Linked DNA regions of Homo sapiens: region 1 is linked to region 2. A link is a contact called in ENCODE Hi-C data. All regions are on one chromosome and are shown on one strand. The core of a region is the stretch at or near the end of the contact, and the rest is flanking DNA. Distances in the headings are between cores, read along the strand shown. Region 1 overlaps ATP10A (ATPase phospholipid transporting 10A (putative)). Region 2 overlaps LINC02250 (long intergenic non-protein coding RNA 2250).

Region 1 (3,225 bases), core at 471-2,970, 150 kb after region 2:
TTGTTGATAGAAAATGTTTAGGAACACAGAGCATGGTCAGATATCTGGACACCTTCGGGGAAAGGACAGCAGAGTCATAAAGTTGTTATCACTCCGTGACGGTCACCATTCTTGGAACTGGGCAGCAGAAGAGCCCAAATCAGGGCATACATCCCAAGTTGCACAAATGAGAAAAGGTGCAGATACACAAAGTTAGAATGACTTGTAGTGTGACTACAGGATGTCTCTTCCCTGTGATTTTCCTGTTCTTTATAATGTTGAGACCAATATTAACTGATCAGTTAATATATATCAAATTGGAATTCTCTGAAGCAATAAAAATCTGTACAGCTTTCCCCAGAATGTCCCATTTAAAATGAGATACGGTAAAACATGAGATATGGTATGCAACGATGCTCTCTACATTATAAACCACTGGGCACTAGGAGTAGGTCACATTGATGCTTTAACGCATTCTTTCTTTCTTTCTTTTTCTTTTGAGACAGGGTCTCACTCTGTCACCCAGGCTAGGTGGGAGTGCAGTGGCATGATCATGGCTCACTGCAGCCTCAACCTCCTGGGCTCAAGTGATCCTCCCACTTCAGCCTCCTGAGTAGGTAGGACTACAGGTACATGCCACCACACCCAGCCAGGTTTTGCATTTTTAGTACAGATGGGGTTTCGCCCACCATGTTGCCCCAGCAGTTTTTTTTTTCTTTTTTTGAGACAGGGTCTCTCACTCTATTGCCTAGGCTGGAGTGTAGTGGTGTGATCACGGTTCACTGCAGCCTTGACCTCCTGGGCTCAGGTGAGCCTCCCACCTCAGCCTCTCAAGTAGCTGAGACTGCAGGTGTGTGCCACCACACACAGCTAATTTTTTTTATTTTTTGTAGAGATGGGGACTCACTATGTTGCCCAGGCTGGTCTCAAACTCCCGGGCTCAAGTGATCTTCCTGCCTTGGCCTCCCAAACTGTTGAGATGACTGGTGTGAACCACGTGCCCAGCCATGTGCTGATGTTCTTATGGGTCATTACTTTCCCGTTTTCTTTTGAGATTCCATTCTGTGTTTCCTTTTCTTTTTAATCTGCCAAGGATTTCCTTCCACTTCTTCAGGAATACCAGACACCAGTGGCTACGCGGCTGAGGCAGGCACTGGCCAGGCCAGGGAAACATCATTCACGTCTTACTGTGTACTGTGGCCTTTCAGGGCTGACGTTGTCCTCGTGCTCCCAGGGAAGGACGCTGACGCTCAGAGGAGGAGGCTGGGACAGGGGTGGTGCAGGTCAGCCTGAAGACCGTTTCCAGCTCCTCAGGGAAACCTGAGGGCCACCCCAGGCACATGAAGGCAAAGATGGCCTCAGGACAGGCCATGGCTGTTAGGTTCCCCGGGCCTCCTGAACACGTGCCCTGTGCCCACTCTCCTTAGCGGTTACTGGCCTCAGGGTGTGTAGGGCAGGGTCCCCATGACGACCGTGTTCAGGCCAGTGCTCGCTCTCCTCACTGCCACTGTAACCCAGGCTCAACAGCGGTCTCCTCTGGCCAGGTGAGGTGCCCACTGTGAACAGGCAGCAATCTCCATGTCAACAAGCAGGGGCTGTCACAGACCTTTTGCAGAAAATACTGCCAACACTGGCTGATTGATTGGCGAGGGTACTTGATTTCTGATCCAGTTCTCACCTAGGAGTAGATTCTATTTACAGGGAGGCCCAATTGTTGGCATGTGGGGGTCACGGCCACTGCTTCCTTCCTGGCCCTCACCAGGAGGTGGTGCTGCTGAGCCCCTGAACCTGTGCTAGAGACTCTGCCTGCACTAGAAGTGGGCAGAGAGGATGTCCTGGAAGGAGGCGAGTGGCCACCATCCCCTCCCTGGAGAGGAGCAGACAGGGCTCTCCAGGCCAACAGTGTCTGCCAGGAAAAACCACCATGAGAAACACAGTCCTTAAATAACTGGTGTAAAACTGAGCAGTGATGCGTATCTGATGATGGACTTATTTACTCAGAAGCCTGTCCCAGAACCATCAGCACAGCTGACAGGAGGCAGTGGGAATTCTGGTCACCAAGCCTCTGGGCCCTTAGGGCGTTACAAAGCCTTGGACACCCGGAGGCTCATGGTGACCAGAAGCAGCTGCAAAGGACCTTCTAAGTTGGCCTGGGCTAAGGCTGAGTGTGTAGTGCCCTCTGCTGTGGCCAGGACAGACTGGGACAGGCAGGTCTCTTGTGTGCTGTCTCCTGAGAAACAGGGTAAGCTCCATCTTGTTGCCGTAAAGCAGCACCGGATTACTGACCTTGCAGCATGAACCTGTAACTCTGCTACTCTCTTTTGTGGCTTTCCAATGTAAACTTTACCTTCGGAACATGTTGCCTGCTCTATCACACTGGGTGTGATTTTACACACAGAAAGAAAGGTGAGGAAGTGTTTTCCCATCTCGTGGTGTAGCATGGAAGGGTAGAGGAAGTTTGGGTCCAGCTGGGAGGAGGCCGTCTGGCCAGCTGGGATACTTGCCTATGGCCAGGGTCATGGCCTTGAGCTTGCTCCGCACCAGCTTCACCACCATGCTCTTCTGCAGAGGCGTCGACCGACAGCAGAGGACGGAGCGGCACTGCTTGGCAAGGAAGAGGAATTTGTCCTCCAGGTTTTTCTCGAGAGCGTAGGCCAGGCTTCTCCCATCGATCACGAGGCTGGGTCTGCGGCCAGAGGCAGTGGACGTGGAGGGTGGGCAGAGAGAGGAGAACCTCATGCTCACTTTGCCCTTGGTCTTCTCAGGGGCTCTCTGGAGGCCTCTGGACTGCACGTAGCATAGGCACTGGTCTAGCAGGGCTGCACACGCCTCCTGAAAGGGACATGAGAGGACAGCGCAGTTCCCTCAGAGTCATGCCACAAACATCCCCGCCCTGGCTCAACACCTCTGGAGCTGACATCCTTCCGGGCTCCAGGCTGCAGTACCCGCCTGCCCAGAGGCCACCCTCCAGAAACTGTGAAGTTCAGCCGGAGAGGATGACTTTCCCCAGAGAAGAGACTGAATTGGTGGCCAGGCACCGTGGGTGGCTCACTCCTGTAATCCCAGCACTTTGGGAGGCCGAGGCGGGTGGATCACGAGGTCAGGAGATCAAGACCATCCTGGCTAACACGGTGAAACCCCGTCTCTACTAAAAATACAAAAAAATTAGCCAGGCGTGGTGGTGGGTGCCTGTAGTCCCAGCTACTCGGGAGGCTGAGGCAGGAGAATGGCATGAACCTGGGAGGC
Region 2 (2,976 bases), core at 261-2,760:
CAGTCACAGCTTCTGGGACTTGAGCAAGGGCTCCAGCAGGGCACCACAACCAAATATCACGTTGGTTGGAATGGGCTGTAGTTTCTAGGGTCTCTTACTAACAGAAAAGTTTAAAGTTTCACCATCTTGTTTCTTGGTCTTCATTTAAATTAAACTCTTACTTTGATCCATTAGAAATTTGCAGTAGAAAAGAGAAAAAGCCATTCCGATACCCTGAAAGCAGAGAACCTCTTATATTCATCTCTAATTCCCCACAAAAATCAGCACAACAGGCCGGGCACAGTGGCTCACGCCTGTAATCCCAGCACTTTGGGAGGCCGAGGCGGGTGGATCACCTGAGGTCAGGAGTTCGACACAAGCCTGGCCAACATGGTGAAACCTGTCTCTCCTAAAATAAAAAATTAGCCAGGTGTGATGGCAGGGGCTTGTAATCCCAGCTACTTGGGAGGCTGAGGCAGGAGAATCACTTGAACCTGGGAGGCGGAGTTTGCAGTGAGCCAAGATTGTGCCACCACACTCCAGCCTGGGCAACAAGAGTGAAACAGTCGCCAAAAAAAAAAAAAAAAAAAAAAAAAAAAATTCAGCACAACAGAGTTTGGACAGGGAAGAGAGAGTCAATAAACATTTGCTGAGTTGACTTGAATTGCGTAATAGTAGGGCAAGAAAAGCATATATTTGACACTTACATTGGATAAAAAATTGACAATATAAGGCATAAAAACACCAGTATAAAGTCACAAACCAAATGTTGATCAATTACTTGAGCATCTAAATCTACCTCAGAGGGTCAAATCTTCATAAGGCATAAAATTTCTTTATGCTGGTCATTCACTCAGCATGTCTTTTTCTCCCCTTTTTCATCCTTTAATCAAGAATTTGGTCTCATGATAGCTCTGACCCACTCAGCGGCAACTAATTCAAAGAATGAATCTCCCCTCCTCCATGGAGAAGCAGTGTGAAGATGCAGAGTTGGAGCCTGTCTGCCCACATGGGATTTTCAGCACAGTGTCTGCATCATCTTTACCGAGCACTTGAATAATTTAGATTGCATGTTCCATGAGGTCTTTGCCTGGTGGTGACAGACACTTAGGATGATCTCTCAAAATGCTCCAAGCTTTTGCATGAAGTGGGTAAGTGATAGTGGTGATTTTAAACCAATCATGAGTTTGTGACGGAGTGTATTAATTTTTTTAAAATGAAGGCAAAAAGATTAAAGAAAAAGTTTAACACAGCTTAGAATTGAGGACCCCTAATGTCCTTTTCTACTTTCACCACTAATTGGGCAAACTTTAGGCAGGCCAGTGGCTCCTGAGTTGAAATAGGAGCCACGGAGCTTCTTTCTGAATTTATCCTCAGGGGGCAGGGCTCTGAACTACTTGAAAGAAATGGTTTGGGCAGTTTGGGGTCTGGGATTTGTTTTTGTTTTTTGCAGGTTTCTACTGCCTTTGTTTTGTGCCCTTTTAGTTGAGCCAAGCCCAGATCTGTTCTTCATCTGCAGGCTGCACTGCTTGATCAGAGATGGCCTATTTCCAAGATCTGGGCTGTGAGCCAAGGTTTGGTAAAACAGAACTCAAGAGGAAAGAGTCTCATTCCTCTTCTCTCTTTCATTTGGGTCAGACTGTAAGTGGCATCTAAGGCAAAGAGGACACATTTGTCCACTCTATTGTGAGGGCTGAAACGCAGAGCTAGCCAGGGACCCTCAACTGCTCAGGAGTTAGTGGGCTGCTCCCAATGCCCTGGTCATCTGTGGTTTCTCCTGAGTCTCTTCCCTGACTTTTACATCCTTCCACCCCCTGGGAAAATTCCAACTTCTCATCCTCCAAGCAGTGTCTGTCCTGTCTTCCCCTTTATTCCTACCAGTCTCTTTAGTTCAGTCACCCTGTTTTTCCCTGTCTCTGCTGTTCTTTTCCTCTTTCTCCTTCCTCATGGTCCTTCTTTGAGTTTTTATTCTTTTCATTTTCCCTTTCTCTTTTTTTTTTTGTTTTTGTGCCTTAGAACTTCTGCTGTCATTCATGGGCCTTAAAGGAAATGTGGAATCTGAGAATAGGCAGCTACAGCTAATGAAATCAGCCTGTGTTTGGTGCCTGGGGACAGGACAAAAAGATGGCTAACCCCAGACAGCACCATGAAGACAGGCTACTGGAAGGATCATGGCAGCAAATCATAGTTGTGATTGTGGCCCATATGTTTGCCAATTCATTCCCTCACCAAATATTGATTGGGTGCCTACAGAAATGAAGATGCCACTCTGTCCTCAAGGGTTAAAGGCTGCTTTTATGGCCTTTCTCCCAGAGCTGTCCAATTAATCCTCATCTCTTTTGTATAAAGATGAGCAACAGGTGTGGAGCATAACATTGACACACACAGTCACTAAATGATTTAAGCAAATGCCAAAGGATTTGGTCATTACCGTAAGTAACAAGACACTGTTCTAAGCCAAAACATTTTCAATTACATTAGGATAGATAAAATCTAGATGGCATTCCAGTTGAATTATATGCTGTCACAGGTGACCTGAGACCACCTTCGGAAATATACATAGAGGCCGGGTCCGGTGGCTCGTGCCCGTAATCACAGCACTTTGGGAGGACAAGGTGGGAGGATCGCTTGAGCCCAGGAATTTGAGAGCAGCCTGGGCAAGAAAGCAAGACCCTGTCTCTATAGATGAAAAAAAAATCTTAAAGAAAAAAGAAAAGAAATCCACATAGAATTCTTGAATGACTTTTTATAACGAGATAAACCAAAGACTCTCCACAAGTCTTTGCTCAGATGGAATAGCCTTTATCCATCTTTTAAAAGAAATGTTAAGATACGGTCTAAAGTAAGCCTGGTCTTGGATAGTCCTGTTATTCCTTCAGAAAAGTAACTTAAACAATTTACTTAGCTAAGTAAACAATTTAAACAATAAATATTATAACCAGGTCAGGTACCTACACTGGCTTTACCAAGGGGTATGCGATATAGTACACTGTCAAA

Evidence for each region. A loop is a pair of places that touch in the nucleus more often than their neighbours do. Pooled maps may share reads with other maps.
Region 1: a loop to region 2 is called in a map of dorsolateral prefrontal cortex, with 2.6 times the contacts of the local background. The contact joins two enhancer-like sites. A Hi-C loop is called at or near these places in 6 of 168 maps with a recorded cell type or tissue (HAP-1, dorsolateral prefrontal cortex, heart left ventricle and 3 more) and 9 of 50 pooled maps.

Annotation. Positions count from the first base shown.
Region 1 is chr15:25,692,336-25,695,560 of GRCh38, forward strand. It overlaps ATP10A (ATPase phospholipid transporting 10A (putative)), which reads right to left. Exons shown (of 21, transcript NM_024490.4): 14 at 2,484-2,811. Among named protein-coding and RNA genes, the nearest start is that of LINC02250, 120 kb to the left of the region's middle. RefSeq lists an enhancer at 2,845-3,225. Within about 2 kb of position 1,721, at least 2 of the 41 ENCODE cell types and tissues checked have a DNase peak (open chromatin) inside an H3K27ac peak, as active enhancers do.
Region 2 is chr15:25,541,826-25,544,801 of GRCh38, forward strand. The region is part of intron 1 of LINC02250 (long intergenic non-protein coding RNA 2250); the gene reads right to left. Among named protein-coding and RNA genes, the nearest start is that of LINC02250, 35 kb to the right of the region's middle. RefSeq lists an enhancer at 2,671-2,976. Within about 2 kb of position 1,511, at least 6 of the 41 ENCODE cell types and tissues checked have a DNase peak (open chromatin) inside an H3K27ac peak, as active enhancers do.